Regions from separate parts of the Mus musculus genome. Here regions 2, 3 and 4 are each linked to region 1. Evidence: chromatin loops called from intact Hi-C (ENCODE). Cell type or tissue: left cerebral cortex. All regions are shown on one strand. Region 1 holds the start of Cacna1d (calcium channel, voltage-dependent, L type, alpha 1D subunit). Region 2 overlaps Cacna1d (calcium channel, voltage-dependent, L type, alpha 1D subunit). Region 3 overlaps Cacna1d (calcium channel, voltage-dependent, L type, alpha 1D subunit). Region 4 overlaps Cacna1d (calcium channel, voltage-dependent, L type, alpha 1D subunit).

The links. Peaks named below come from ENCODE experiments on the same cell type or tissue, not always from the same donor. Only the 100,000 strongest peaks of a DNase experiment are listed, where the experiment ranks them.
Region 2: it touches region 1 in a loop (2.2-fold over the local background); 4 of 42 quality-filtered maps call a loop at or near these places.
Region 3: it touches region 1 in a loop (2.3-fold over the local background); 4 of 42 quality-filtered maps call a loop at or near these places.
Region 4: it touches region 1 in a loop (2.2-fold over the local background); 2 of 42 quality-filtered maps call a loop at or near these places.

Annotation. Positions count from the first base shown.
Region 1 is chr14:30,347,085-30,355,084 of GRCm38, reverse strand. Cacna1d (calcium channel, voltage-dependent, L type, alpha 1D subunit) reads left to right here and starts at 1,599. Exons shown (of 47, transcript NM_001083616.2): 1 at 1,599-2,160; 2 at 4,136-4,445. The coding sequence starts at 2,094. In left cerebral cortex, no CTCF peak of the experiment used is centred here; DNase peaks (open chromatin) are centred at 2,720, 4,394, 6,091, 6,421 and 2 more places; H3K4me3 peaks cover 2,661 bases; H3K27ac peaks cover 2,864 bases.
Region 2 is chr14:30,279,679-30,287,678 of GRCm38, reverse strand. All of the region lies in intron 3 of Cacna1d (calcium channel, voltage-dependent, L type, alpha 1D subunit), which reads left to right. Among named protein-coding and RNA genes, the nearest start is that of Gm52107, 60 kb to the right of the region's middle. In left cerebral cortex, no CTCF peak of the experiment used is centred here; DNase peaks (open chromatin) are centred at 1,373, 3,079 and 3,515; H3K4me3 peaks cover 482 bases; H3K27ac peaks cover 1,170 bases.
Region 3 is chr14:30,267,527-30,275,526 of GRCm38, reverse strand. The region is part of intron 3 of Cacna1d (calcium channel, voltage-dependent, L type, alpha 1D subunit); the gene reads left to right. Among named protein-coding and RNA genes, the nearest start is that of Gm52107, 47 kb to the right of the region's middle. In left cerebral cortex, no CTCF peak of the experiment used is centred here; DNase peaks (open chromatin) are centred at 3,156, 3,172, 3,441, 7,791 and 5 more places; H3K27ac peaks cover 907 bases.
Region 4 is chr14:30,192,959-30,200,958 of GRCm38, reverse strand. It overlaps Cacna1d (calcium channel, voltage-dependent, L type, alpha 1D subunit), which reads left to right. Exons shown (of 47, transcript NM_001083616.2): 4 at 4,096-4,235. Among named protein-coding and RNA genes, the nearest start is that of Gm52107, 27 kb to the left of the region's middle. In left cerebral cortex, a CTCF peak has its summit at 3,824; DNase peaks (open chromatin) are centred at 1,429, 2,700, 3,753 and 4,524; H3K27ac peaks cover 290 bases.

The DNA of each region.
Region 1 (8,000 bases):
TAACTCCTAGCCTAGACAACTGCGCTTAACAGATGCCTGTTCAGTGTTGGCTGAACTAAATCGGACAATGGGCCAGTGTTAGCAAGGCATTTTCTGTAGAAGTCTCCAGAGGATAAGCTATAGACCTGGAATTCTGATAGTGACACACGTGCTTCCTTGCAAATCTGACCTATCAAAGGATATGTTCTTGCATCCTTTTTGATTTCAGCTAAGCACCAGCACAGGTGAGGTTGCTCAGACCAGCTTTCTTTTACACAGGCCACAGGCTGCTTCCCAATCCTGCCACTCTCCAAAGAGCCAAGTGAAAAAGCAGGCAAGCATGGTTGTTTTCCTCTATCCTAACTAGACACCCCTCTCTCAGGAAGACCCCTGGAGAGTCATTCTTCCCAGGTGGATCCCCCCTGCAACAATCAGAGATGCTCGGTGTGTCCTCTTTGAGCAAGGAGCACCTTCCCAGAAACATTTATTTTCTTAATTCACGCTGAGCCTTTTGCTTTAAAGACACTGTTCTCAAACGTTCTAAAACTCCGTAGGAACAAGCAGATCCGAACAAAGGCAAATAAATCGAATCCTGCAAAGTAACAAAGCAGACGCCTTTTCCCAACAGCCAGCACAAAGCTAAATGAAAAATATCAGTCATCCACTAGATACAGTATTTCCCCCTCCAGACGGAGCTGGGGCCTGTAGACCTCCCCCACTACAAACAGGAGGCCGAGAAGGTACAAAAAAAAGTATTAATTCCTAAACGAGTCATCAATTTGAGCTGCACAGTCTACCTCTCCACACTAGCAGTTTGAAAGACCTTGGCTGTTACTTCTCTGTACCTGTCTCCAAATACACGTGGAGGTGATGGCGAGAGGGAGGGAGCCCACCGCCACGTATGCATAAGGGAGGGAGGACGGGATTCAGGGCTGAGGGCAGATCTCTGAGGACAGTCAGTGCTCCCCAAAGAACAAGCCCCCCATCTCTTTGCACCTCTAAACTGGAAGAAACGGTGTAAGAGCTGGGGGACGCCTGTCCAGTCCAAGCAGAGCCCTCGAACCCTGAGCTTTGATGCTGCAGCAGCAGCGATCGCCTGCGGGCACCTGGGTTCCTGGGGGGAGGGGGGCGGGGCCTCCCCCAGGTGTGAGAGTGCGAAGGCCACCAGAGCCAGCCCAGCGGACCCCAGGGGACCCCAGCAGCCTCCGCTTGGGGACGCCGTGTAGAGGAGCGGCGCATCGGCGCCCCTAGCAGCAGGCACGGGGCCCCACGGGCCTGGCTCGGGGAAGGGGCGCCCGCGCGGCGGCGCCGAGGGGGTTAACCGGGCTGTCGGCGGCCGCAGCGCACTTAACCCTCGGTCAGCCGCGCCAGCCTGGGGGTGGCGGCGTCCGAGTCGCGCGCCGTGGAGTCCGGGGGGCGCGTGGGCCGCAGGCGGGCAGCTGGGGCGCGGCGCGGCCGGTGGGAGGCCCGGGCGCGCGGGGGAGGGCGGGGGACGGCGGCGGCGGGCGCGCAGCGTCGCCAGGGCGAAGCCGGCGTGCAGCGCGGCGCGGCGGGCGCGGAGCGGGCGGGCGGGCGGGCGGGCGAGCGCCTCCGTCCCCGGATGTGAGCTCCGGCTGCCCGCGGTCCCGAGCCAGCGGCGGCGCGGGCGGCGGCGGCGGCGGCGGGGCACCGGGCACCGCGGCGGGCGGGCGGACGGGCGGCATGGGGGGCGCGCCGAGCGGCCCGGCAGGCCGGGCGGGCACCACCACGGTGTCCCTCCGCTAGAGGAGGGGACCAAGCCAATTCTCCTTTGCAGTAAAAAAAAATAAAAAAAATAAAAAATTACATGTATATATTACTAAGATAATATATACATCTGATTTTATTTTTTACAAAAAGTTTATTTTGCTCCATTTTTCAAAAAAAAAAGAAGGAGCGTGGGTGGCAGGCGGTTTTTATAAATTATCTTTATTTTTGGTTATTTGTCTCTGTCCTTCCCCACCCCCTGCTGAAGCGAAAATAAGGGCAGGGACCGCGGCTCCTACCTATCCGTAACCTCCCATATCCGTTCCTCCCCCTCCCTAACCCTGAGCATAGTGCCCTGCACACAGTAGGCGCTCAATAAATGTTCGTGGATGATGATGATGATGATGATGAAAAAAATGCAACATCAACGGCAGCACCAAGAGGACCATGCGAACGGTGAGCAGCCTGAGCTTGGGTACCCGCTGCCAAACCTCATCCTATCATGATCCTACTCTTCCCACCCCCAACCCCCCATCTCCGATGCGTTGGGTGGGTTGAGGGGGTTGGAAATGATGCTTTTGGCTTGGTGTCATCTACATAGAAAGGGGTGATGCGCGGCAGCTACTCCGTTCTCCTCTTCAGGCCGTGAATGTCAGTTAATTCTGCATTTGCTGGGGTGGGGGCGGCCATTTGGGTGTGTGTGGAGTACTGTGGAGCCAAGGGGCAAGAGTGAGGTGATCCGGGTTCAGTGTGCTCGGGCTCAACTTTCCTCTTTCATCGCCCCTGAGCGATGGAAGAGGAGGTGTTAGTCTTCAGCCTGAACCCTTTTTCCAGCCTCCCCCTATCTCCCGCGCCTCTGGTTGACTAAGAAGAAGGTCCTTAGTAGCATCAGGAAAATTCTAGGACTGTTCCAGGTTTACCCCTTGGGTCGCTTGGTCCCATCATCTCATGGGAGAAGCCCCGGGTCTTGGGATCTGAGGGAACAGGGTCGGGTGGAGCGTGTATTCCCGCTCCCTGTGCCTCCTGTGCACACGTCGGTAACCTAGCAATGCCCAGAGAGTTGCTGCCGCTGTGGGGCTCTGCAACTCACCACGTGCAGTTTCCACACCAGCGGGGGCCGGGTCTAAGAAGGCTGGGGTGCTTTTGGCCAGGTTCCCTTCATGGAGGTCGTTAGCATTTCCCAGCCCTGGTTTTCTTGAAGCCTTTTCCGGTGAGCGCTTCTCAAAGGAACCGCTTGGCAAAACTAGTCCCTGATCTCAGATTGAGTGCCACCTGCCTGCTTTGCTCTGTCCCAGGCTTAAGGACAGTAGGGCAGGAGACCTGTGCTTGCTTTGACTCTTTACTTAGTGATAATTGGTTTTGCAAACGCCCGATTTCCAACCTCTGACACCACTCTCACTTTGACATCTGCTTCAGCAGAGGTGATGGTGGCCCAATGTCCATCTTCCAAGGAATGACCAGACCCACAGTGAGGCGAGCTCTATACATGAAGGGACACCCTCCATCCCATGCCCTCCCCTTCCCCCCTCCCCCGCCCGCTTTTGAGTATTTTGCCCTGGGAGTACCTGGATGCTACTCTACACTGAGATAATTATTGCATAGGCCTTGAGGTTCCCTGACATAATGCACCCTGACTCTTAGGGTGCAGGCCGATTAGATGCTGGCTTGGCTGCTGCTGCTGCAATTTAAAATGCAATAATAATAATAAAAAAGCCTTAAAGATGTTTTTCTGTTTTCTGAAGCTTGTGGAGGAAATGAGTCCCAAGCATCATGAATTTTCATTTGTAGGAAGTGTTAATGCATAATCTAGATATTTGTTGTGGGGCTTTTGGTATTGCCTGGTGCCAGTAAAGAGGTTTTTTTTTTTTTTCCCATGTAGAAAAAATTGCATATATGGCTATGGAGAGCTTTTGGAGGAATAGTCTAAAAGTGGTTAAAACTACTGAATTATTGGTTGAGTGTGTGTGTACGTGTGCCCGCGTGTGTGCGTGTGTGTGTGTGTGTGTGTGTGTGTGTGTGTGTGTTGGTAATTACTTTTTGAGAAAGGGAGTTGTGTATATCTGTTAAGCCATGAGAGATACATGTGTTTTCAAAGTCAGGAAAAGACACGGGATCACTGTGAGAATGGCCTCAGTTTGTCAGAAGAGATGCACTAAAAGATTCCTTTTGAAGACACAGGTATGGAAGAGTACCAGTGTGGTTAGGTGTGGCACAACAATGGCCCTGCATGACTGATGCTCAGAGTAGAGCTCTGGTGACTTTTGCATTGCCTGGCCAAACCCCACTACTTGTGACAGAAGGTTCAAAATGGGAAATGCAAGATGGGAGACACTTTTGCTTTTTAAAAAGATAGTATGGATTGAAGTCTTCTTCTTCTTCTTCTTCTTTTTTTTTTTTCCAAAAGGAATAATCTCTTTTCTCCTCTCCTCAGAGGCAAACTATGCAAGAGGCACCAGACTCCCTATTTCTGGTGAAGGACCAACTTCTCAGCCCAACAGCTCCAAGCAAACTGTCCTATCTTGGCAAGCTGCAATCGATGCTGCTAGACAGGCCAAGGCCGCCCAGACCATGAGCACCTCTGCACCCCCACCTGTAGGATCTCTCTCCCAAAGAAAACGTCAGCAATACGCCAAGAGCAAAAAACAGGGTAACTCGTCTAACAGCCGACCTGCCCGTGCCCTTTTCTGTTTATCCCTCAATAACCCCATCCGAAGAGCCTGCATTAGTATAGTGGAATGGAAGTATCCTTTTTTTTCTGTGGGAAGTCTTTCTCATTTGCCATCTGTGCTTCAAAAGGATTTGCTTTCTGCAGTGACACTTCTCAGAGCCTTAGCAGTCTGGAATGTGAGCAATGGTGGCAACTGCAGGCAAGGGGCTTCATGGGCTACGGCTTCCTGTCTCCCCAGCTTGCAGAGGGTGTGTCCATGAGTATATTTAGCCTGTGTGTGTGCGTGTGTGTGCGTGTGTGCGTGTGTGTGTGTGTGTATGTATGTAGTGCTGTGTGTGTGTGTGGGGGGGGGGAAGTGAAGATTGCAACTTCATAGTGGTAGGGAGTTAGAATATGAACGAGACCTTTGGTCATAGAACACTGGATAGGTCTGAAGCTGTTATTGTTTTGGGGGCAGTTATATGCATTTTAATTTGTTGAAAATTTGGTATGCTGATTCACAAAAAAAAAAAAAAAAAGATGGAGACTATTTTCAGTCTGTACTAGAAATGACCTTTAGTGGAATCTTCTGGTTCTAGTGACTGAAATTTGCCTGGACAGCTACAGTGAGTGTAAGGTTGCTTCTGGCTCTGCTATTTGCTAATTCTAATTGTTTAGGTAACTTTAAATGCGAACATTTGATTTATAGGGAGAAGTTACTTTTGATATTATTACTACTACTACTATTATTAGCTGATCAATGCTATGACTTCCTGAAATTTCTTTTTGATAAGCTTTAAAAAAGAGCCATGCAGCCATATAGCAAGTCTAGAAGCCATGCAGGGGAGGCTGGTGAGTGTCTCTTCCTCTAAGCCCCGTGTGTGACAAAGCAGCACTCCAGGGAGGAACTGACAGGTGCTGCATATGTCTGTGTATGTACACACACACACACACACACACACACACACACACACACATTTGGACTGGCCTGAAGTTACATTTCTGAGTGTCTGCATTTTTAAAACTGAACTTTAATTGGCTCCAGGATGGTCATCGCCATGCCCCAGATCTTGGAAAACAATATTGCTTCTACCTGCTTATTCCCTTCCCCAGACCTGGGAGCCAGGCTCCAATGCCTGCCACCCGCTAGGAAAGGTTGACTGGAACCTTCTCTTGAACTCAGGCTTTCTAATTAATCATATGCTTCTTTGGTCTGGGTAGAATAAAGCATTGCACTTTCCCAGAAGGGTGTTTCGGGCCGACAGGCCCTCTGAGTATTTCTGGCAGCAAGCAGGAGGTTTCCTCAGCAGGCTCAGGGAAGGGAGATGCCAGGGTGAAGGACTGCTGGGTGACAGCTAGAAAGTGGGGGGTCCTCATCATGGCCGCTGCCTGTGTGATCTCTGTCTTAGCTTGCCTATTTTGTCTGCTCATGGACAGGAGTTAAAATGAAGCAACTGTCTAGAAAGGTTTTGGGGAGAGCAGTTGAATGCCAGGGCAGGATTTGAAGGTTTTCACGTGCTTTTTTCTTTTTTAGCACAGATGTCTCTCCTCCAGAGTGAGTTATGGCATCTCTTGAATACTTGGGGCTGTGTGCGTGCATTTTCTCTTTAAATCCTCTAGTCTGAGGAAAGAGCTCTCATACAGGCCAAGAGGGGGCTGCTAAGTGAGGGTGTGCCTAGGTGGTCTTACTGGGTGTGCTAGAAACATGCTCTCCTGAGGCTGGTGTGAGGTGACTCAGAGTAAGCAGGGGCCCCTCAGCAGGGATGTTCCCTTTAGGTGGAGTGAGGTGCTGTCTCACTCCATGCATAGGAGTTTCTATGTAACAGTTTATATATAGTCAGCGAATTCCTGCATCTCACCACTAGCTCTCTTTCTTGAGAGAAATGCAAGTGTGTGTACAGGGATTTAAGAGACATGGCTGCCAGTTCAGAATGCTTGTGCACAATTTCTGTAACAGGTAGATAGTAAAAGGCCCCCTCCATTTTAGGGACCAGGTCACAGACATATCCTTCAGCAGCTCAGTCATGCCCAGTTAGCCCTGAGAGAAGCCAATCTGCCTTTGTAGGCTGGCAGGGAGTAGGGGCGAGATGGCGCCTGTGTAAGAAGCGGCTGTTGGCTCAGTCCCACATATTTCTTATAGTGGTAAGATGGGATCCTCTGCTGTCTGTTGACTGAGTACTGCCAAGAGCTAGACACCTCAAAGGCACAGTGTGCACAGTTCGCAGAGGAAGAAAGATGGTGTGGGGAACAGGAAGCACAAGTGTGTCTTTATGGGAGTTGACATACAGTGTTGGAGGGGACCTGCTGTGTGTGTGTGTGTGTGTGTATGCGTGTGTGTGTGAGTGAGAGAGAGAGAGAGAGAGAGAGAGAGAGAGAGAGAGAGAGAGAGAGAGAGAAACAGAGCCCTGAAGTCTTCTTAAAGTCAAATCCCAGGGCACAAGATTTTATAACCGAGTTGAGGAATCAATATGATTAAAGCTAACTGGCTTAAAAATAAACCCATCAAAGTTAGTAAGAGGATAATGCTATTCCTGTCCTTATTCCAGGGAGTTATCTGAGCTCTCCAAAGGGGTGAAGCTTTATAGAACCCAAAGCAGCTATCTCCGGAGAGGCAAGGGGTATTTGTTTCTTGCGTCACTTTGGGGGTTCCCAGGAGGCCATCGGCAGGAGACTGTTCCCATCCCTGAATCTTCAGCACCTAGTGGGATTTAGTAAAACTGCCACCTTGCGTCTTGTAGATGAGTGTTGTATACAACACGATTGAAACTCAAACCCAGGAATTGTGATTTGTTCAGTGCTCAGCAAACCCTCTGTTTGGAAAAAGGCTGAAAGACAACCATTTGGGCAGATGTCAAACTTGGTGTTGCCAGTTTTGACAATACCTTTTGCTAACAGAATGCTTAGGCAAGTCTCTGTTGAAGGCTATCTCAGAGGGACTCTTCCAGACAGCCCTCGGGGATTTTCTTGTTAGAGCCTATTTTGAAAGTGTCTGGTGCTGATTTCTTGTGGCTTTTAAATTTAATTGTTTATAAATTGTACACAGAAACAGCACATTATGAGGTGAGCCCAGCCCAGCTCTAATCTGAAACAGTTATACTGTTGATTACCCTGGTAGAGAAGGCAGAAGAAGGGAGCTGGAAGCCTGCTTATCACAGCATCCAAGGTACTAGGACATGTCACACAGTGGCACAGAGAGAAGGGAGATGGTCCCATGGCTTTCCTGGACTGGTCCCAATCAGGAGTTTAGATTGACTCAGCCAGGAACAACCTCTGAGAAAATGGCTCTAACACAGTGACAAGGACCTATGGGAGAGGTCTTTGTTGTGATGGTTATATTTCTGTGTCTATGACAGCTGATTTAGTAAGATCCTTGTCACTTTTTAAGTTATAGAAAGCAGAGGCCTGCTTCACACAATGAGCTAACTGGATGTATATTACTTCCAGGTTTTAATACACAGTGAGCACCAAAGAATGGGTGTAATGTGATCCTTGCAATAAAAGAAAGGCTGAGGAGAGGTCTCAGTGAGGAGAGGGGCTGTGAGAGGACCAGAGGAAGGCACTTCTGAAAACCCAGTAGCCACGATAGCCACAGAATGATGTGTGTGTGTGTGTGTATGTGTGTGAGTGTGCATGTATGTGTGTGAGTCTG
Region 2 (8,000 bases), 67 kb after region 1:
TTCCAGTTCATGAATATAGTATGCTTCTTTGAGTTATTTGCATGTATTATTATTACTTCATTTAAAGCAGGCTTATTGTTCTGGGTCACTGGAGACACAGTCAGTCTTTCCCCATTATATTTGATGTAGCTGGAAGCATTGTGTGGCCTTCTTTAGACTGAGGTTCCCCCAGTTCCTCTTGTTGCTAAGGTTACTGAATGGTTTTGCTGTGAGAAGTCCTGGATTTAATCAAATGACTTTTCTACCGCTATGGAGAGGTCACATGCTCTCTGTGCTTTATATCGTCTGCAGGGTATACTGCATGGTTTCCTCTTTGACTATAATCTCACCTTTTGGAGATATGTCTTACTTGATCATGGACAAAACTTGTGTATGTTTATATAAAGGATTCAGTGTCCTAGTACTTAGTGGATGATCATTTAAGATTTTTTTTTAAATCATTCATTTAATGTGTATGAGTGTTTCGCCTGCATGTGCACCGTGTATGTGCCTAGTGCCTATGGAGGTCAGAGAGCGTGGAACTGGAGTTGTGGATGGTTGTGAGCTGTTGTGTGGGTGCTGGGAACCGACCTGAGTCTTTGAGAAGGTTAGCAAGTGCTCTTACGTGCTGAGCCATCTCTCCAGTAGTTTGATGATATTTCTAATGCCTATATTCATAAATGATGTTAGTCTTTTTTTTTTTTTAGATATCTTTGGTGTTTTTATGTATTCCCTCTACTTCTGTCTTGTACTTATGAGGGATTGATATGAATTCTTTAAACAGTTGGAAGACTTTTCCAGGTAAGCAGTTTGGGCTTAGACTTTTCCCTGTAGGAAGTTTTAAAATTAATAATCAGTATTGCTATTTATTGCAGGCCTATTCTGACTTTCTATGTCCTGGATCTTCTTTTTGCCAGTATTTTCTCCTAAGAACTTGTCCATTCTATCTAGCATATGTTTGTTGGTAGAATGATTTCTACAGTTTTGTTCCATTTCTGCCTCAGTTTAGAAGGCTGTTTGTCGCTGACACAGACTTCTGGATTGTCAGTTACCTTCTTTAGCACTGCATTCTGCCGTGTGATCCCATGGCTCCTTCTGGGAAATCCATAATTATCAGAAACCATTATTCCTGATATATATTGCTTTCTTCTAGACTTTTCAATTGTCTCTAGTTTTTAGCAGCTCGATTATGATCTGTCTGGTGGTGGACTCTGCATTTCTTGGAACTGTAAATTTATCTTTCTCGCCAAATATGAGAACTTACAGTCTTTTATTTTTTTAAGTATTTTCCCTTCTTCTGAGATGCTGGAGCTGTGAATGTTAGACATGCTAGCATTCCCCACAGGTCTCGGAGGCTCTCTCTGCTCTTACACTGCTTTTCTCAGGTTTCTTTGGATAAGCTACTCCTCTACGTCAGGCTCACTCACTGTTTCTTCTGTCACCTCCATCGTGACATGGCATCCATCTGGTGACATTTGAAAAGTTTTGTCTTTATGTTTTTTTTTTTTTTTTGATCAGCTCTAGGATTTCTTTGTGTGTGAGGGGAGGATAAACTTACTATCCTTCTATCTGTACAAGACTATTCTGCCTTCCTAGAGATGCTCCCAGTAGTTCCTCTAAGTTCTTTGATTATTCTGATACCCATGTCATGAGGGTTGATTGCCCTTCCATTGCAAGCTGTCTTGCCTCAGTAAATTTGGGTTCTATTATGGGCATTCTTAAACATAGGTTGAACATATCTAATCTGAGAATCTGAAATCCAAAAATGCTCCAAAATGCAAAAATCTGAAAACGGACATAATAAGATATCATGGTAGAAAATCTCACATCTGTAGAGATGCACAGAACATACATATGATCATACATACGATCCCTTTAAATGCAAGGTCCAAAGGAAATGAAAACAAATGTTGTGCCTTAACTTGGATCTCATTCCAAAAGTACCGAGTTAAGTACATGGAGGTATTTACCCTCTGAAACATCCTGAGCGACCACTTCTGGTCCCAAGCCTAGCAATAAGGGACGCCACCGCTGTCTTCCGATGCTATCTATGGTTTGTCCATGTCTTATGCCGACAGGTAATTGAGCTCTTTGACTTTTCTTCTGTGGGCCGTCTCTGCTCAGTCTTATGATGCCTTTTGTGTCTGTTCTCCAGGCTGAAAGCTGGGAAGTGAGCTGTCCCAGAGTGGGAAATCTCAAGGCCACTGGCGCTGCTGTTTAGGGTCAGATCCCGAGCAGACAGTTGAGTGGGAACGATGGTACTTGGTTGTATAACCCTCCTGAGTTCCTCTCTGCAGGCGCTCTGATAATTTCCTATTTCCTCAAGCCCTTTCCCACCAACCTTTAGATAGAAAGTCAGAGCATGTAATTCTCTACTGGGATGGATTATTTTCTTTGTCTGTGTCCAGGATCAGGCAGTAAATAGCTAGGAAAAAAAAAAAAAAAAAAGCAATGGGATTTCACCCTGTGCCTTGGAGATGGTAGCTCTCCTTGGGAGATGCATTCTCTTGGAGTTTGGTGTCCACCCAGCTGATTGGCCCTGCTCTTTGGCCCTGCAGGTCCTGACTGGGTCTGGGTGGGAATGATCAAAAAAATCAAGGCTCTTGTGAGACCCCTGACTGTGGAGGTTTTTGGTTTTGTTTTGCTCCTTGGTCTAGGAAGCAAGGAGCTTTTCTTTTCTTTCTCTCTCTCTCTCTCTCTCTCTCTCTCTCTCTCTCTCTCTCTCTCTGTCTCTCTCTCTGTCTCTCTCTCTGTCTCTCTCTCTCTCTCTTTAATTTTGTCTATACACACTGCATGTTTTCGAGTGCCAGGCTGCCTTTGAATCTGCACTGGGTGATACCCGGAGACCAGGGTGAAAGAGGAGAATTGGGCACTATTCTGAAGGTATTCTGAGTTTGTTTCCATTCCCCAGTCTCCGTGTTCCCATTTACATTTCACAGTCCTTAGATGCCCTCTGTTTTCTGCCCAGCGTTTCATTGGCATGGACTGGGCCAAGGGTGGGGGTTCTTATCCGCTCTTGCCTGCAGCTGCAGCCCTCACATTAGAGTTAACACTGTTGTCTGTAACATAAACCCTGTGTGGGTGGGGATGGCTCACTAAGCTTGTTTCTGTGGATTTCTAGGATGCATTTCTAACGTGCACCACGACATGGTCAAATGCTGCTTGAGTTGAGATAAGCTTCCCTCCGATTTAACTCGGAGGATGGCACTCTGGAAAGGGCCAAAGAGCGACCGAGTTAGCCTGCGTGTGAGGCTGTTGGGGGTGAGAAGCAGCCATATGCATCGATAACTGGCAGGATGGTTGTGTCCCAGTCAGACCTGGTGACTGGTGCTGAAGCGTTGTTTTCGTAAACCTTACATATGCTTCCTTCTTCTCAGAGCCCTGCCTCCTCCTTCATGTCTTTTGCTAAGCTATCCCTCTCAACACCACCACATGGGAACCAGACCTTGGTGTATGTTGTGGTGGGACGAGCAGAGCACCAGGTGCGGACAGGAAGTTTTGGAAAAGGTAGCGTGCCTCGTCTTCAAGTGTTGTGAGCAGCACAGAACAGTCTGGGGCTGGGACCATCTGTGGCGGCTGTTGACTGAGAGCCGGGAGCTATAAAGGGAAATAAACATTCGACTTCCTTCTGAGCTTCAGTTTTTCACAGTATATCCCTAGATTATGCTTTGCTTATTTTAGAGTTAGCTCCTTAAACTAATGCTGCCCTCCTCCCCTCCTTCCTTCCCTTCCTCTCCCCTCTCCTCTCCTCCCTTGCCCTTCTCTCCCTTCCCCCCTTCCCTCCCTCTTTTCTCCTCCCCCTCCTCTTGTTTATTTATGTTTTTGAGACAGGATCGTGCTGTGTAGCTCAGGCTAGCCCCACACTCCCACTTTAATGGCTCGTGCTCAAAATTTGGTTTTCTTCACATTTTATGCTTTTATGTGCTTCTTCCTCTCAAGAAAGGCAGACTCCATCCGCGAGGCCACCTTAGTGCTGACATTGTGGTGTGTGCCACCAATACCCGGCTGAAGTCACTACAGTTTTGTTGGCATTTTTCTTTTCATGACATCAGTGACAAAATTAGGAAAGTGGAGGCCTTGATGAAGTACTTCGTGTTCCTGGTTTGTAATGTTTGGCTATAGTAAAGTATTTTTTTTTAACACTTATTATGAAAACATTTTTCGTTTGCTTTTGTTTATTCTACAGCTTAAAAAAAATCTCCTTTACATGCTCATCTTGATTATGTGTTTTTTTTTTTTAATTTTGTTTATATTTTGGTGTATGGATGTTCGTCTGTATGCATGAATGTATACCACATGCATGTTTGGTGCCTTTGAAGGTTGGAAGAGGGTACTGGGTCTCCTAGGATTGGAGTTAGATGTGATTGTGAACCAATTGTGGGTTCTGGGAAATGAATCTGGGTCCTCTGTAAGAACAGTGCTCTTAACCACTTAGCTGAGGTCTCCCTCCAGCCCCTTATTATTTATTTTTAAAAATTTTTGATGAGAAAAGGAAAATATAAACAGTCATTTAAGAAAGGAATGAGGCTATAGTTTGTGCCTCTCTTTAGTTTTTGTAGAAAGCAGCACTCCCATTGGGCCTCAGTGATCAGACACAGTCTACCTTTATGGTGCATAGAGTTCATCCTCCTTAAATAGTCTCGGCCATCGACCCCTTTCCTAAAGGTGGTTTAAGATGAGCATGAAGACTGGAATGGTCACAGATGCTCAGGGGTGCTTTGAGCACTTAGTGTGTGGGGTTTGTCGTTCTGGGTTCCCCTAGCCCTGCTTCACATAGATCCCATGCTGAGAAGCGGAGGGCTGGGCAAACACTGTGGCTCTCCCGTGTGAGCCCAACAGGGAGCCTCACAGTGAGCCCTGTGAGGACAGATTCACGCTTTCTCTTGTGGAGCTCTAAATGCACAAACCTTTAAACCAACTGGGAATTTGTCTTTACCCATTTGTTTCCAAAACATAACCTGAATTACCTGAGCCAAGCTAACAATGTACTGAGAGACAGTTTGTATTCTGCCCTTTTCAGGGGTGGTAAAAACTCAGAGAGAAGGCACGGAGGCTCTTGGCTTGCAATTGAACTTGGGTGCAGGCAATCTTTGAGTTGATAGTGAAGTTGATACTTCTGAAGGTAATTAACTCGAGAGACAGTTAAGTTGTGAACTCACACTGGCTATGGACTAAAGCTTTTCCCACTATGTGTCTCTCTAGTCCCACAGCAGGGGCACTAGCCAGAATGGTACACTTATGTTTGAAACATTGTAGTCTTTAAGTTTGAATTAAAGCAATGCCTTCCATTTGAGCATGTTTGTATACAAGTATCATTAGACTCTGTTCTTACTCATCTCCTTTCCTATTGGCCACCTCACTCCCTCCCATACCTTGCTGGCACTCTTCCTCTGTGTGTACAGTCCATCCTGCCTTCTGCTCTCCTGACACATAGATTTCATCACCCCATTTCCCTTTCTGTCTTCCCTGTGATGTCTTCTTCCCCTCTCCTGCCACTTTTTATTTTAATGCCCCCGCACCATAAATTTACATCTATGTTCTGCATATGAATGCTCAATATTTACCTTTTGAGTTTGAGTTCTTTTCCTTAATTTGATCTTCAGGTCTGCTGATTTCCTTACAAATGTCATAATTTAATCTTTCTTTATGTCTAAAACAATTCCATAGTGTATCACATTTCCCTTATACGTTCATCTGTTGATGGGCATCTGGGCTGGCTCTGTATCTTTGCTGTTGTGAACAGAAGAGTAATAGACATGGATATGTGTGTGTCTCTGTGGTGTGCTGACTTAGACGCCTGCAAGTATGTACGTAGGAAGGGTGTAGCTGGGTCATGGGGAGTTGAAGTTTTAGTTTTTTGAGTAAAGTCCAGATTTACTTCTGTTTTATGCTCCCACTAGCAGGAAATAAGGATCTCTTTTCTACACCTTTACCAGCACCTGTCCCGGCTAGGGTGAGGTAGATTCCCAAAGCAGTATTAATTTGCATTTCCCAGATGGCCCAAGGATGTTGAAGACTTTTCCAAATATTTATTTACCATTTATTGATTGGATAATTTCTTCTTTTAGTGTTTAGTTTTTACAGACCTTATTGTACCTTTGGTATTAATTCTCTCTCAGATGTGTAGTTGGTAAAGCAAAGACCTTTTTTTCTGTTCTGGAGGCTGTTTCTCCATTTTGGTAATTGTTTCCTTTGCTGTGCAGAAGGTTTTTAATCTCATGTAATTCCATTGCTTGGGTCTGATTATTTCCTGTGCTTTTAAAGTCCTTTTTTAAAAGAAAGTTTATGCCTATGTTTATTTATGATGCTTTGAATAAGAATGGCTCCCATAAGCTCATGTATTCTTGGTTCCCAGTTGGTGGAACTGTTTGGGAAGGATTGGGAGGTGTGGCCTTGAAGGAGATGTGTCACTGGGGAACAGGCTCTGAAGTTTTTTAAAATTTTTATATTATTTATTTAAACAATTTTTTATTAGATATTTTCTTCATTACAATTCAAATGCTATCCCAAAAGTCCCTTATACCCTTCCCCGCCCTGCTCCCCAACCCACCCACTCCTGCTTCCTGGCCCTGGCATTCCCCTGTATTGGGGGCATATAATCTTTTGTAAGACCAAGGGCCTCTCCTCCCAGTGATGGCCGATTAGGCCATCTTCTGCTACATATGCAGCTAGAGACACGAGCTCAGGGGGTACTGGTTAGTTCATATTGCTGTTCCTCCTATAGGGTTAAAGACCCCTCCAGCTCCTTGGGCACTTTTTCTAGCTCCTCCATTGGGGGCCCTGTGATCCATCCAATAGATGAATTTGAGCATCCACTTCTGTATTTGCTAGGCACTGGCATAGCCTCACAAGAGACAGCTATATCAGGGTCTTGTTGGCACATGCAATAGTGTCTGCGTTTGGTGGTTGATTATGGTATGAATCCTTGGATGGGACACAGACTCTGAGATTTTAAAAACCCACAGTTAGCTTGTTCTCGGCCCCATACTTGTAGATCCAGATGTAAGGTTTCTGCTACTGCTCCTGCCTGCCTGCTGCTGCGGTCTTGTCAAGGTGGTCATGGACTCACTCTCTGAAGCTGTGAGACCTAAAATAATTGCCTTTTTTTGTAAGTAGCCTTGGTCATTGTATTTTAATCACAGAAATAGAAAAAGTAGGGCACCTAAGTCTTAAAATGCCCTTCTGTACTTTCCTCTAGCAATGTCAAAGTTCCGAGTCCTTTATTAAGGCCCTTGAGCATTTGGAATTGTTCTTTTTCTGTAGAGTGAGAAATACAAATCTAGTTCATTTTTCTACAGTGGAGATAGTGAGTTTTTCCAGTACTATTTGTAGAAGCTACCCAGTGCATGTTTTAAGCCTTTGTTGAAAAGTTAGGAAGCTGTACCTGTGTGCATTTGTTTTTGGGTCCTCTCTTCTATGCCATTGACCTACATGTCTATTTCTGTGCCAGTACCATATTTTATTTTGATAGTATGACTCTGTAATGTAATTTAAGGTCAGGTATAGTGAAATTCCAGTTTTTTTTCTACTTAGGATTGTTTTGGATATTTGGGGTCTTTATAACTTTAATATGAATTTTAGGAACTTTTATATTTCTATGAATTATTGACATTTTTAATGACATTTTGGTGGAGAATGTGTTGAGACTGTAGATAATATTCTGTAATATAGCCATTTTTACAATATTCTACAACTTACCAGCATGGGGGATGGGAAATCTTCCCATATTCTAGTATATTTTTCAAAAAAAATTTTTTTAGTATCTCAAGGTTTCCATGGTAGAAGAGAGGTCTATCACCTCTTTGGTTAAGCTATTCCTAGATATTTTAATTTTAAATGTAATTATAAATAGATTTTTTTCAATTTCTTTCTCAGCAAGGTCATAATTGGTGTATTAGAAAGTTACTGATTTTTTGTACATTGGTTTTGTAAATTGCTAATTTGCTCAAAGTATGTTTAAAGTAAAGATTCTTTGGCTACTTTTTCTATTTGGATCAGTTGTCTTTTTTCTTATTTTATTG
Region 3 (8,000 bases), 80 kb after region 1:
ATATCCTTGCTAATGCTTCATATCAGAATTTAAAAATTTTTAAACTTACAGTTCTAAAAGGGCACGCCATTACGATTTTATTATGTATCTCCCCAGTGCCTAATGACATTGAACATATTTTTAAACCACCACTTAATTTTCCACTTCTGTGAAATGTCCGTTTAGTTTCCGGCCCGTTTTATTTTTTTCTCCTGGATTGTCTGTTTCACATCGACTTACTGAAATGCCTTCTATGGTCCGTAGACTAGCCCTTTGTTGATTTTATGCAGTAGATAGACTTTTCCAGCTTGTGCCTTGTCTATTTATTTTATTTTTTATGGTTTCTTTTGACAAACTGAGATTATTAATTTTTAAAAAGGATTTATTTTTATTTCGCAAGTGTTGTGAGTGCCTGCATATATGTCTGTGTACTGTGTGTTTGTGGAGGTCAGAGAAGGGTGGTACATCCCCTTGAACTAGAGTTAGAGGCAGTTTTGAGGTGCCTGAAGTTTTAAATTTTAATATAGTAAATTCATCCTTTCCTTTAGGATTTTTTCTTTAGTTTATTTAACTGACATTTATGAAGTGCTGGACACATTCCTACATATTTATAAATGTCTATGCACTTAATCTTCAAAATAGCATGAGAAGCGAGTGTTATTATTCACACTTCACAGATGAGGAACAGGAGCTGAGGGGTGTGCTAAGGTTCCACCATCAGTAAATAGAGAGCGGGGAAGTGAGCTGCAGTGGCCTGAGGAGGCTGGAGAGGAGGCTCAGGGCTGCTGGGTGTGCACTGTGCCCCCAGAGGACCTGGTTGTCAGCACACAGCCACTTACACTGAGCTGTAACCCTAGTTCCAGGGGAATCACATCTTCTTCTGGCCTCAGTGGGCATTCACACACAAGGGTACACAGATACGCATGCAGGCAAAACACCCATACACATAAGAGATTTCCTTAAGAAGTCTGTCCTAGCTTTATATAACATCGCGAGTGCTATTGTCATAAACTGCTGTGTGGGGGTGAGAAAGAGTCTGGCTCAACATTTTCCTGTGTGGTATCATTTGGTCCAGTATAGTCAACGTACACAGGTGGGATAACCTTTATTTAGTTGCCAACAACAGCAGTTTTACCCCTTGTTTTCCCAGCTTTCTCTGGATTCTCTGTTTTGTTTCAGAAGTCGATTTGTCTGCCTATCCCTTTGCACTGAGATATAGGGAATAACTACACTTGTAACAATTCTTGATATCTGGTGGGTCAAATCATTTCATCTTCTTCTACTTTATCAAAAGTATCTTAGAAAGTTTCATGCGAGGGCTTTGAGCTCTGCCTATCTACAGGGTGTCTTCTAGAAGGCTTTGGCTCTTATTAACTGGAGGGGAGGGAAGAGGTAAAAGAAAAATCATGTGACAGGCTCCTCTGTTTAAGTTCGGGCACAGCAGTAATTCTGAGGACATGGAGGAACATGAAAATGATGTGGAACCATGTTTCCTATTAATTCATAAGTTGAAAAGTCAAGGCCACCATCCTTTAAACTCAGGTTGCCTTGGGCAGTAAGTGGGCAGTAACTGTAACTGTATGGCTTGCCATTTAACTTAACGCTGCTTTGATTCTACTGGAGAGGATGAGCTAGAGGGCCTGGGGTCAGGGATATACTTCATCCTTGGATTTGATATTGCCAATATCAAGCGGAAGGTGTAATGTAGCTCTTCAGGCATGAATAGCCCTCTCCTATGAACTCTTTCTATAGAAATATTTGTTTTCCTTTCTCTTATGCTGCGGATAGCTCACATTTCAAGTAGCACTTGTAGAAGGCTCAGTCTTTCCCCACACCGTTGTCCAAAGTGTAAACTTGAGTGGGCTACCTGCGCACTCATAGTACCAAGGATGGTCGGCAGGGCCTCAGACCCTCCAGGCCAGAGCTCTGTCCCCGAGCTACCCTGGAGCACTGTGGAGGTTTGTGGTTGTGCTTTTGACAATTCTAGACTGTGGGAAAGCGGCTTCAGGAAAATTTTGATACTTCTGAGGTCTTCGCAGCCTTCCAACTGACAAGGACTTCCCACAGCCCAGAGAAATACACCCTTCACTGACAGGGACCTACCACAGCCCAGAGAAATGTGTCAATTACTGCGGATTCTTCCCTTAGTGTCTCGCAGTGCCCTTCCTTCATCCGTGTCTGCCAGCCTGGGTGCCCTGCTCACTTTTCAAGCTGAGCACACTTCATGCCTGCCTTTGCTCCCCCCTGCCTTCTGTGTGGGACGTGCATCTCCAGGGGTATTTGTGTCAGTCCTGAGCACGGGGTTTGCAGCTCAGAGAGGCCCTTTCTGACTCATCTCTGCAGTCACAGCATCCTTCATGTGCTTCCTGTGTAACACCTGCCATTGACTATCTGCTCGAATCTCCAGGTTCCTGCCAGTGCCCTGCCATCTCCTAGAGAGTGGGGACCTTGCCTCTTTCACTGCTGCCTTCAGGGCCCAGGTCAGTGTATGACCCAGGAACCACAGGGTAGCACTTTATCAGTCAGAGAAGCTGTTTGCTTAAGGAAGAGTACAGAGAAGACCCCTGGAGCATGCATGGACCAGGCTATCTGCCCCCGGCCCTTCTTCCATAGAGCCATGCAGTACCTCGCTTGTCTGCCCTGTTGGAAGGCAAGCGCCATCTGAACAGCTCTTTGCAAGGGTATTTATTTTATTACACACCAAGCATCTTGAGGCAAAGGTCTGTCTTAATTCTTCCCCTTCTGTTGTGCCTGCTGTCTCTCTCTGGGCTTAGGACTGAGCCACACATGCTTTTTTGCCCGTGGTAGACTCTGGTTATCCATGAACCAGGGGTGTGGGTAGTGTTGTCTTCCTTAGGGAGGAGAGAAGTGAATTAGCAGTGTGATTTCATATGCAGGCTGCCAGCTGCAGTAGCATTTCCATCCTGGAATTCTTCATGTGCTTTTCTCGAGTCCTGTGTAATAAAATTCCATTACTATTGTATTCATGAGGAAAGGGACCATCCTTTCTAGTTCACGACTGTGTCTTTGTGGCTAGTGTGGTGCCAGATACGTGACTTGTATCCTCAGCAAATGCTCACTTATGTTTCATTGCTGGTGTTCAACTCAGCTTGTAAGAAATCTCTATTTGCTGTCCAAGCCATCACTTTAAAATTACAGTATTTATTTATCTCATCTATACAGGCTCTCGGAGGAGCAAGCAGCCGCTCAGTGTGAGAGAGCCTCTCTTGCTCACTCGACCTTCCGAGCCCAGCTAGCCCAGCTAGAGAGACACCTACCTGTGGCTATGCATGCACGTCAACTTTGACGTCTCTGCTGATTAAATTACTGCTTCTTCTACTTTTAAAGGTGCCCTGTGATCCTAATGAACACAGACACAGTTCTAAACAGCTGTATCCTTACTCCCTCATCACCAGAATCTAGCCTCAAGTATGTGATTACAGAGCAAAGCCAGCCTCCCACGCTGCAGAATAAAAGCTGTGCGGGGTCATGAGAGGACGGTGAGGCACTCCTAGAACATCCCATATTCATACAGGAAAAACGTTTGTAGGTGGGAATCCTCGGGAATGGTTCGTTTCAATGTAGAAATGCTTCATGAATGAGTCTTTAGGCAGCTGCACACATGTCATCTGTATGTGGCCCACACTGGGCCTGGGTGGAGTCCTTGCTACTAGCTCTTCATGCCCCTAGTTGTCAGTGTAGCTAGTTGCCCGTGCCCACAGCTGACTGTGCCTCTAGCTGTCTTTGTCCATTACATGCCAGGTTGATCCAGTCTTGCCTGTCAAAATGCAAGTCAGTGCAGTTCTCCTGTGTCTAGATGGCTTTTTAAAACTATTATTTTATGTGGATCTACTGAGATAGCACAGAACATGCCATTATTGTTTATTCCATTTCGGTAACAAACTCTTCATTAGCCCCTTTAAGCCATTGGAGATGCCCTCCTTTCTGTCCTCCCTGGCCAGGCTCCTTCAGTTGCCCTCTGTGTATACTCCCTTTGGTTCCTCCTCAAGTCATGGTCAGGCCTTGGTACCCACTGCTCTGAGAATGCAGCTCTCATTTATGTTACCCAAAGTAGTCATGTTACAGCTCAGAGCAGTGGAGATTCCTCAGCCCCGACTTGTGTTAAATCCCTCAGCTGTCTGTGATGTCTTCCTGTGGCTCCCAGGATGCCCCACTCCTGATGGCCCCGCTCTGGCTGTTTCCTAGAGGCCTCTGCCCTGCCCAGGTGCTCAGACACAGCATCTTCAGACTGCTGGTATCTGCCAGTATGCCTGCCATCAGTGATCTCACATGTTTGGGCTTCAGATCTATCTAGAAGCCACCATCAGCTTGGGATCACGAATCCTGCATTTGGAGCACTATGGCCCATCCTGCCTACCTGGCATCCTCTCTTTCAGAGCTCATGTTGGTTCTGACTACCTGGAGAATGTGACAGACCAATGTGACCTTCACAGGAAGATCTCTAATGACTGCTGCATCCATAGCACATAGTAGGCTCTTAATAGGTACTTTGTAGAATGAATGATTTAGGCAGTGAATTACAGTGAAGGCACTAATAATTTACCAATTCACTATTTGGATGCCCAGTCTCAACTGTTCCTACTTCCAGGGCATTTTAGTCTTTCACAGATGGCCTCTGTCTTAGCCAAATTTCTTAATAACTTCACTGGATAGATAAAGTGATAGTTTTTCTATATCTATGTTTAATTGATACCAGACTTTGTTGTTGTTGTTGTCTACAGTATTAAGTGTTCTTTATGGTTGATTCAGGAGGCTGCTGTTGGAGGCAGGAAAATCTTTGTCTTTAGAGCCAAAGACCTCTAAGTTTAAATTCTTGTTCCACTACTAAATAGCTGCAGTGCCTTTGTCAAAACATAGCAGCCAAAGCCCTCAGTTTTCTCCATTTTCCAAGTGAAATATTTGGATGGTTGGGCCGTTGGGAGAGACAGAGTGCGGGGTGTATGAGCATATGCAGCCTCAGTGACGTGTCACATGTGCTTGCTGTTAACTACAACGGCTGGCAAGGATGGATGGACGTGTGGTCTTTAGGATGCCTTGCATTTTGAATGGTTTTATGATTATGCATGTGTGTTTAGCATTGTTCTGGGTAGTTTTGCTTGACACAGCTAAAATCATTTAAGAAGAGGGAACCTCAGTTCAGAAAATTCCTTCTTAAGATTGGGCTACAGGCAAGCCTGTAGGACATTTTTAAAATTAGGGATTGGTGAGGGAGGGTCCAGCCCTTTGTGGGTGGTACCATCCCTGAGATGGTGGCCCTGGTTTTCGAACAAAGCAGGCTGAGTAAGCCATGGGGAACAAGCCAGTAGACAGTACCTCTCCATGGCCTCTGCTTCAGCTCCTGTCTCCAGTTTCCTGCCCTTTTAAAATTCCTGTCCTGGCTTCCTTCACTGATGAACAACGATACGGATGTGTAAGCCAAATAGCCCTTTTTCTGCCTAAGTTGCTTCAGTTATGGTGTTTCATCATAGCAGTAGAAATCCTAACCAAGACAAGTGTAGTGTATATTTGCATGTGTGTAGGTACACACACATAGGAACGTGGGTATGTCTGCACATGTGTGTTTAGGCCCACGGTACATCAAACATCATTCTTGATGGCTGTTCACTCCTTATATCAAGGAGAGTCCCTCGGTTGAACTTGAAGATCACTGTTTTAGCCACGCTGTCGGGCAGCTTGCTCCAAAAGTGCCCTGTCTCAGCCTCCCAGGCACCAGGATTCCTGCTCTGCCTCCAGCTTTTTTGTGGGATCTGGAGAGCCAAACTTTGGTCTTCATATTATACAGCAAGCACTTCACCCACTGAGCCATCTCCCTAGCCCACATTTTGAAAATCTTCAATTAAAGTTTATAATCCTTTAAAATGTTGGTAGTTGGTCTTTAAGTACAGAGTTAACTAATGCAACGTTGTTTCTGTGGTAAAAGCCTGACTGGATTTGTGTTTCCCCTCACAGATTCCTTTTCTTTCAGGAATGTGTTTTGCTACAAAGTTCAAGGATTTCCTTTCAGTAAAATTGACTTAGCTGGAATGCTTAGGAATGGAGTGTTCTAAGGAACTGAACCTCCTAATTAGTGAGAAAGAACTCATCTTGTGAGGAAGACTCTTTCCAAAATGACTGTATGTGACTACTGAGTGTAATTCCAAAGCATAGAAAAAGCACTTAGTAGTAGCTCGGTTACTTGTCCTTAGTCTAGAGACATCTTCCTGAGGGATGGTGATTAGCTATGGGAATATAGGTAACACTGCTAAAGATACACTCAAAATAGGCTAAAAAGGATCTTAAGGAATTTTCTGTCTTCATATCCTCACTATTAATATTTGGCTTGCATCACCATATTTGGGATTGTTTATTGATTGTGCCAATTTGAGGGAAGGAGGAAGGAGAGGTCTCTGTCTTGAACAGAGCTGTTGAAACAATATATGGAAACATTTATGTAACACGTATGCTTACATATCTGCATGTGTGCACACAGACACACGTGGACTAACACTATTAGACAAAGCAAGAGCAAGATGAAAGGGGAGAAACAGGCTTGGAGATGGCCCTGTGTGGTGTATGGCACGTGGAATGAACAGGATGCATTGACTGAGTTTCAGAGCATCTGGAATGAAGAGAGGCTGAAACACTCCCTTCCTCAGCAAAGCAAGATTGGAGCTGGGCATAGGCAAATGGGCCCCCCAGTGACCTGTGTCTTAATTAATCAGACTGTCCCGCCAGAGAGATGTATGTGGCTCCCTCCCCAGTCTGTATTTTCCTTGGAGGACCTGAGCAAGTTCATTAACTGTCTCAGAGCTTCTCATCCCGAAATCATCCCTTGTGAGTAGGGATGCTATGCCCTGGGTCAGAGTCAGCAAGGCAGGCTATTCTGCATCTGGGAAGCAAGACACGGAACTCAGACTGACTTCGTGGTGGGGAAGTGTTTGTGTGATTGCCTCCCTGTGTCTGATTTCCTGGTGATGTGGTTGTCCTGGGGGATGATATGGAGGAGAAGCAAAAGGTGAGACAGGAGCCATCAGCAGATGCAATCCCTGCCTCCAATACTAAGTCTGGCCTGGTGGCAGAGACAGAGCACGCCATGGCTGCTGCCTGGCTGTTCAGCAGCTTGGTCAGCTTCCTGCACTGTCCACTTGGAAACTACAGGAACCGATGACTGCTTGAAGCAGCCAGGAGTGTCTCTGTCTCACCAGGCTGTTTTGGATGTCATGAAGCCTTCTCTGTTGGCAGGGAGGCTGAGGGGAAGAGGGGAGACTGGAAAAGGAAGGAATGTGATTATCCTGTTCCCAAGATGGTAGTCACAGAACCACAGCGCTGGTGTGTGTTTGAACTGTCCATGAATCCTAAGTGGGATGTTAACCTTGCATCTCCTCGACCTCCTGACTTGTATCTCTGCATAAGATAGTGAACTATATTGTGAAAATCTAATTATGAGACAGTATGGCCAATGTGATGATCGTGATGGCTCCCAACTTTTCTGTTTGATAGAACATTCGAGAGCACGACTTGTCCACCTCTAATTGCTGCTTGCCTGCTCTCTTTTCTCTCCGTCTAGTCTCCTCTTCCTCATCCTCTCCCCAGAGCTCATGTTTCTGAGTGGATCTCACATAGCTCAGCCTTGCCTTGCCTTTCCTTTGTACCTGAGAACAGCGTTGAACTCTTGGTCTTCCTGCCTCCATCTTCCAAATATTGGCATCACAGGGCTGTGCCACCACACCTGGCTCTTTTTGTCCCTTTTCTTCATAACATTATTATTTGCTCATTGGTTTGGTTATCTTCTGTCCTGCTTTCTGTTGGAGAAGGGCCTATGTCTGACTTGCTCGTGGGTGTGACTCAGCCTTGTCTCTGCTCTGTATTCCACTCTGGCCATGCTGTCTTCTTGCTATTCCTCACACATGCCAGACTTGCTCTGCCCCAGGGCCTCTGGACTTGCTGAGCCTTCTGTCTAAAAACTTTTCCCTTTTTTTAATTGTGGTTTCTGCCTGACTGGCTTTCATTCTCTTTTGACC
Region 4 (8,000 bases), 150 kb after region 1:
GGTAAGTAAGTATAAGCAGGGAAACCCAAGTTTGATCCCCAGAACCAATGTGGAAAATCTAGGCAATTTGATATGCACTCGTGTTCCTAGGAATTGGTAGGTAGGTAGAGATAGCTGGATTCCTGGTGCTCTGTAGCTAGCAAGTCCCTTGATATGTTCTAAAACATAAAACAAGGTGAACAGCTCTTAAGAAAGAGTAACACTTGAGATTGGTCTCTGACTTCCACATGTGTGTGTGTGTGTGTGTGTGTGTGTGTGTGTGTGTGTGTGTGTGTACACTGCACCCATATGTACATGCATCCACAACAAACCCACAGCCATACTACAAAGAAGAACTAGATTTGAGCCTATATTTCCCTGATAGTTTAAAGTGTCATAGGAGACTTGGACCTTATATAAAGTGCCCTTCTAAAGGGAAGTTTGACTGGCATTGCTCAATAAGGTCCTCTGCCAGAGAAAAGAAAGCACTGCTGGGGGCAGACAGAGAGGATTGGAATCATGGAGTCTTCCTGTTTCACAGGGTGGGTCACATTTGTGATACAGCTTTTGATCTGGCTTTGTGAAGAAGGATTAGCTCATTTCGAATCTAGAATGTTCTCACCTGCCCCTTCCCCAACTTCTCCTGTCTTTCCTTTGCTGTGGCACAGTCTTGGTTTTCTCTTCTGTCTCTGCTACAAACTTCTGTGCTGCAAGTCATTTGGCTTCTGTACCTCCAAACTCTTTTTGGTGTTTTCTGGCTTCCTTCTTACCTTCCTTTTCAAATTCATTTTTTTTTTCTTCAAATAAACAATCCATTTGAAGGGGGATAATTGTCATACTTCCTCAATTTTTATTTGACCAAAATAATAATAACCCTCAATTTGTTTAATGTAGAGGTACTCTTGTCTCTCAGGAGTCTTTGGCAATGTCAGAATTGAGGAATGAATGTCCCTAGTTTATAGGACAACTGGTCTACCAGGTTGTGCTTGTTCATTTGGCATTTGACAGAATTTCTGTAACAACCATTTTTATAGCAAGCTTCTCTTTTTTATAACGCATTCCATCAAGTAATTCATTAAAGATTTTGGAAAGAGGGACCAACATTTTTTAAAAGGAGGGTGAGGTGAGGAAGGGAGGATTATAAAAATAAACCCAGACCCTTCAACCATTCAGTTACACTAATGTCCCTCATATTATTGTGGCACAGTTACTTATAAATAAAAGGCAGAGTGTGTTTGGTAGGTGTACTCTCTGTTCTTTATCTTGTTTTTCTGCTCTGAAGTATGGTGCTGTCTTGACGTAGGGATGGAACTGCTATGAATATTGATGGCATGGCAGCCAAAGCTTTTTTCCTGTCTGGCCTAGTAAATAAAGCTGAGAGGATGAAAGAGAAGAGGAATTTTCAAGACAGTGTGCTGTTTTTAGATTATCTTGTTCCCTTAGAACTAGGAGTCTTGAAAACATATTGATGATGTACATTTGGTGGTAGGGGCAGCTCTGAGTAAAGTAGGTGGATATTTCAGAAATGTGGGCCTCTGGTTTAAAGTCACAGAATAATAATTCCTCCTCCTCCTCCTCCTCCTTGTCCTTTGAGTTTTTTAGAGTTTGTGCTCCTTCTTGGATCTCTACACACCTTCCAGTGAATCATCAAACCCTGACTCTCACTGTATTAATTGTATTGTGAATTGGGTGCTGGGTGGTGTGTCCTCATGTTCCTATGAGGACATCCACTCAAAGATACAGCAGGAGGAGGATAAAGAACCTGGGTTGTAAACACAGCAGCAGCCCCGTGGGTCTGCATATGACCTGTCAGGTCATGGTGCATAGGCTGCCTTGGGAGCACCTTCAAGGCGGCTTAGCCCAGAGGATCTGACTGTGTGAGGGGAATGGGGGCAGGGGTGGGAAGGATGACCAGATGGTGGAGGGAGGGGTACACAGGATGAGCCAGCAGAGAACTGAATCTGTTCGAAGGACCAGGAGGCAGGAATAGGTAGGGATTGGGTATGAGTTAGTGCTTTAACATCATAAGCATCCTGATTCTGGTTAACTCAAAAGAAATTCTTAGACTGTTGTGATGCTCTTCCAAGGATTCACAGAGCACTGGATGGCAGGTTTAGAAATTACAGGAGCCAGGGCTGGCTAGGTGTCTTTGCAGGTAGGAATGCTTGTTGCCGAGACCAAGACCTGAATTCAATCTCCTTATCAAATACAGTGGAATGAGAGAACTGATGCCTTCCCATGGTCTCCATATGTATATGTACATACACACACACAGATGCACATGCATACACACACATATACACACATACACATAAACATGGATGAACATGCACACACACATGGATGCACATGCACACACATACACACACATATACACACATGCACATACACATGGATGAATATGCACACACACACACACTGAATGTTAAGGGCCCAGAATGTTCTAGGGTTAAGGTCGGCAAAACTGATCTGGCTTTTCTATAACCAGGGGGGAGTAAACAAGATGGGTGCTGTCTTGGATGCACAGGCTGCAGTTGGTTATTACCCTGGTGGCCCAGAGGGACGATGCTGGTGACAAGCCATGAGAAATCTCTACCCTAGGACAGCCAGAGACAGGAGCCAGCTGTCTAGCCGCAGAGGCCTGCATCCTAGTTGTAGTGAAGACAACACTTCCATTGAAATGCAGAAGAGGCTGTAGCTACTGCAAGCCAATGTGTGCGTAGACATGTTACATTTTTAGGAAGGCAGGCCTGTTGGAGTCATCCTGCAATGAATATTTTAAAAGAGGATTTCCAAAATAAGAAGTTCCTATCCAGAAGCATTTCCTTTTAACAGCGTACATTTCCATTTATAAATCCACATCTACAATAGTGGTCACACAGTGTCTGCCTTCTTTTGTGTGACCATGGGGAAAAGAAAGGACCCAGGAGCTGTGGCCAAGACCCTTGGCTTCAGCACAAGTAGGGGAGTGCTCTTATGCTAACTCTGGATTTTAGAGGTTCTCTCTGTATGTGTTTAAAACTCCTGTGAACCCTTCCAGGCCATTCTTTGCAAGGATGGGACTGGAGTTGGGAAGTTTTTAAATGCTGGTTCCTTCTGGGGTACCTGGCATATGGAGGAAAAGCTCACTGTTTCCTGAGCCATAGTTACTATAGCCTTCTGTAGTAGCCATGTTAGTAAGTGAAGTCCATTAGTCTACCCTAAGGATGATAGTAGCTGAGGACTCTAGAGCCCACAGAGAAAAGTTCTCATTCTTGAGATTTTGTTTTGTTTTGTTAAGTAAATTAAAGCCAGAGAATGCTGGTTGGATACTCATGGCCCTGTCCATTGAGTTTCTATCAAATTTATAGAAAGAGCCTATGTGTTTAGACCTGTTGACTGGGGCATCCTTGCTTGGGGGGTAATGTGGGTTGGAGTTGGAGAGGTTCTAGCCATCAGGCAATGCTGCAGATGGATGTGGCAATCAGATGGGAGCAGACATGGGAACTGAGATAAAGGCGGAGCTGTATCTCCAGGAGGCTGGTTAGGAGGGAGTCCATCACTGGTGCCAGCCAGGAAGAGGAGACAGGCCAGTATTAGGCATCTGAGATCCCTGCCCTCTTCTCTGTGCTGAGGGCAGTCAGATCAGAATAAGATGTCAGAGGAAAACCCAAGAAAAAAAAATAAGGGTAAAGTCCATTATGCATCTGTTCTCCCAGACGGTGTGTTCTGTGCAGAAACCACTGTCAGAATGCTTGTTTCATCCTGGTGCTTTTCTGGGCCTGATCTGGCAATCTTGGAGAAAACATGCTGTGTTGTGCAAATGTGTGCAAATAGAAAACATGCCCATGATGTCCCAGGCAGGCTCACTGCTCATGCATCAGGGCAGGTGGCAAAATGCAGTAATGCAGCCTGGAATGACAGTACTTAACACTTAGCTGCTTATGAGAAATTCAGCATCAAAATTGAAATGTTTTCCTGGTCCACATGCAGGGTAGTGATTCTAGTTCTCATGATAACATTGTCTGTTATCATGTCTGTGCGTGGTGGGGGGGGGGTGCTTCTGTCTCTGAGCTATTGATTCTGATCATTGATTCTTTCTTTCTCCACCCTTGGTGTGTTCCTTTCTCTTTACAGGAAAAAGTAGAATATGCCTTCCTGATTATTTTTACAGTGGAGACATTTCTGAAGATTATAGCGTATGGACTGTTGCTGCATCCTAATGCTTACGTTAGGAATGGATGGAATTTACTGGATTTTGTTATAGTAATTGTAGGGTAAGTCCTTGGTTTGGGAAAAACGTTTATCTGGGAATGGAGGTGAGGGCTGGATGGTAAAGGGAACACAAGCCTTCTTGGGGGAGGTGGTTATTCTTATGCCCGTGATGGCATCAGGATCTAGCAGGGGTTCTTTTAATGCTGACAGGGCTGCTGTCAATCCCTGGGCAGAGGCCTGGGTGAAGAGCTCTCATGATTGGTGTGCTTGGGGAAGTCAGTGACAGGCTGTTAGAGGAAGTCTCAGCCGCTAATGAGAGATGATTCACCTCACAGGGCCTCAAGTCTCCACAAATAGACCTGCCTGGCTGGTGGGTGGAGTCAGGTGAATGCAGCTCCTAAAAGCTAGCACCCTGCTAGTTAAAACCATGTGTATCATACGAGAGAGCCTTTCTTGCTGTGCGGTGCGCTGCTGTTTAACATCCCTTGAGCAGAGCTATTATGTTTTTATGCTGAGTTGTGGGAGAAACCTTGGCATGCCACTTTCCCATTTTAAATAACAAAACAAGCGTCTGAATAATGTCACATATCTGGCATAAAATAAAATAAACTGGAAAATGCAGAGAAGCAGGTGTTCTTTTAATACCCTCTTGTGAGAGGAAGACGCTGGTAGATTTAGTTAAAGGAGTATGTTACAATGAAAAATAGAGGTCTGTGTTGCCCCATTCCTTCCACACCCTGAGTTGTTGCCAGCAGAGGAAACACAAATCAGGTCTTTGGAGCAAACATCCACCAAGGGAGACAAGATGTAGCCCTGTTTTGGGACTCCTTACCTGGGCTGTTCTGTAAGTTACCCCTAAAATTAGGAATACTCTCTTATTTCCATCAAGAGAGCTCTTAAAAGATGTATTTGTTTTTACTTTATGTATGTGATTATTTCACCTGCACATATGTCTGGGTACTTCATGCATGTCTAGCCTCCATGGGATCCAGCAGAGGGTGTCAGATCCCTCAAACTGGAATACCATGATTTTGAGTCACTGTGAGGGTGCAGGGAATCAAACCCAAGTCCTCTGTCAGAGTAGCAGGTGCTCTTCACTGCTGAGTCCTCTCTCCAGTTTGGAGAGAGCTTTTAAAACCATCTCTCTGCCTTCCTCTTTGTGGCTTTATTCAGTTGCTGTTTGCAGGTAACTTGCAGCTTGGTTATCTTCTGGATTATCTGTATCCTGATTGCACTGGTTTTTCATTGGAGATGACTTTTTCTGTCTGTTTGGAGAGTAGCTTACGTTTGGTGGGGTGTCCTTTTACCCCGGGGAATGAAAATAAGGAAGGCCCAAAGTGGTGGCCCACTGGATGGTTATACTTACCAGGAAGAAAGCTAGCTTTTATAAAACCTCCCATTGTACATTGGCACCTATGTGTGTATTGCAGAAATAATGTATCCAAAATGAATAGGTGGCAGATAGGCGTTAAGGCAGAAGCCTCCTCTTGTTTGGAACACCTGTCACGGGCTGGCAAACTGGAGCCGCAGATGTCTCTTTGTTCTGGGAGAGTCTTGTGCTTTCCTGCCACTGGACTTTTATTAGACTAGAGAATGGAGATACATAGCTTCACTTCTTATGTCCCCATGTCACCTTAGCTTTTTCTCTGCTGGAACATTTTGCCCAACTAGAACAGCACAGGAAGAGGGAACAGAGCCAATATGGCAGTCTTACCAAGTTTAAGAGATAAAACTCCAGGAGACCTGAGTAACACAAAATGGGAAGGGAGAGAACTAGTTGAGAACTGGAGAGAGGAGAGCCCTGCACCTGGGCCTTGAGGTCCACAGGAGTCTCAGCTGAAACTGAGCTGTAGTCCACGAGGCCAAGCAAAGAAGTGTTAGGGGAAAGAGAAAGACAGGGTGCAGGAACTATAAGATAAATAATAACCAGTTTCCTAAGACTAAGGGGTGTTTGTGATCCAAATACCCAGAGTAAATCACTGTATTGAACATTGTGGACTGTTAATAAACTGAAGGGCTTTTTGTAGTAGAGTCAGCCTAGATCTAGACTATGGCTTGGGAAACCATGAGCAGGGGATCAAATCCTAGCTCATCTGGCCTGCCACTGATTTTTATAAATAAAGTTTTATTGTAACATAGCTGCACTCATTTGTTGTCATCATTGAATGGAGAAGTCCACTGTCTTGGCCCTTTATTGAAAAACTGTGCTATCCCTTCTGTAGAATAAAGACTCTTTGAAAACAGTGTTTTGAGAATGAGCCTGAAGGAGAGAGAACTGATAAACAAGTAACTTAATTACATGTAAAAATGAACAAACAAACAAAAACCAAAAAACCCCTAAACTTTTCAAAGGAAAAATAAAATCTAAATACTTAGATGATCATTCTAAGTACCTCACCTGCACTGAGGTAATACTAGATATAAGAGGGAGTGTGACCCCTAAAAGGAGGAAATTCTATGACTAGAAATAGACCCAGAAGTTACAGAGACAATGCAAGGAACTTCACAGGCATCTAAAAACAGCAATTACGAATTTGTTCGTGGATGTAAGGGAACATAAGACTATAGTGGAGAAAGATGGAACAATAAAAAAGGGACACATGAGACTTGAAGGACTGGAAGGTGTGTCTGAAACGAAAACATTCCTTAGATTTGCTCACTAGTACATCAGGCAGTGCTAAAGAGAAACACATCAGGGGATGTGAAGATGTGGCAGTAAATAAATAATTAAGGAAATGAATACCACCTCACGGACTTGTGAATTACCAAATGTTCTAAAGTGTGCATTTGGAATATTAGGAAAGAAAGACTGGAGAGATGGCTCAGCAGTTAAGAGCACTATCTGCTCTTGCAGAGAACCTGGGTTTGGTTCCCAGAACCCATGAGGTAGCTCACAACCATCTATAATTCCAAGATCCAGGGGATTCATGCTCTTCTGGTGTCTGTGGATACCTACACACACATGGTGCACATAAAACACATACAAGTGTGTACATATACACACCCAAATATACCAGTAAATCTTGTTTTGAAAGGAGGAGAGAGAAAAAGAAAGCCCCTGAGGAAATGGTTCTAAATGTTCCAAATAGGATGGAAAATGAACTCAGAAGTTCACGATGCCTGGCAAAGCTTGATCAGAAACCACAGAGAAAGGCCTATCACAACCACAGTCAAAAGTGCTTAAAAACAAAACAAACAAACAAACAAACAAAAACAAAACTCATGTCAGGCCTTTCAAGAGCTGTACAAGCCAGAAGACAATAGACACACCCTCAGAGGCCTGGGGAAATGTCAGCTTAGAGTCTCAACCAGTGAAATTCCTTCCAAACCCAAGTCAAGATGGAAACTGTTATAGACAAAGCAAAGTGGAGGCTTTATGACTGACAGACTTCTTGCACCTCTAAAAATGCTTAAAGACAGCTTTTCAGGTTGAAATAAAAATGACACCAGATAGAAATGAAGAGCCACCCAAAAGAAATGAGGTATTCCAGACTGGATGGATTTAACGATATTTATTTTCATTTTAAAATCTCTTTTAAGGTAATTATCTTTAAAAAACAATAAAATAACATCAATAACATTGTGACATGTCTACCTTACAGTAGCACAGAGGACAGAGAGAGCATTGTAAGGCTGTCGTACAATGTACATACAGAACCTAGAATGTTAAGATGCTGTATGAAGGTAGGTCATGCACAAGTAAAAGTACAGATTATAAACCCTGGCACCCAGACTTGCAAACTACCCACTCTCCACTCCAGAGCCTAGAGATGGCTCTACAGGAAGCCATTTCTCCACACTAGCAAAGTATTTTGACACCTATTTTG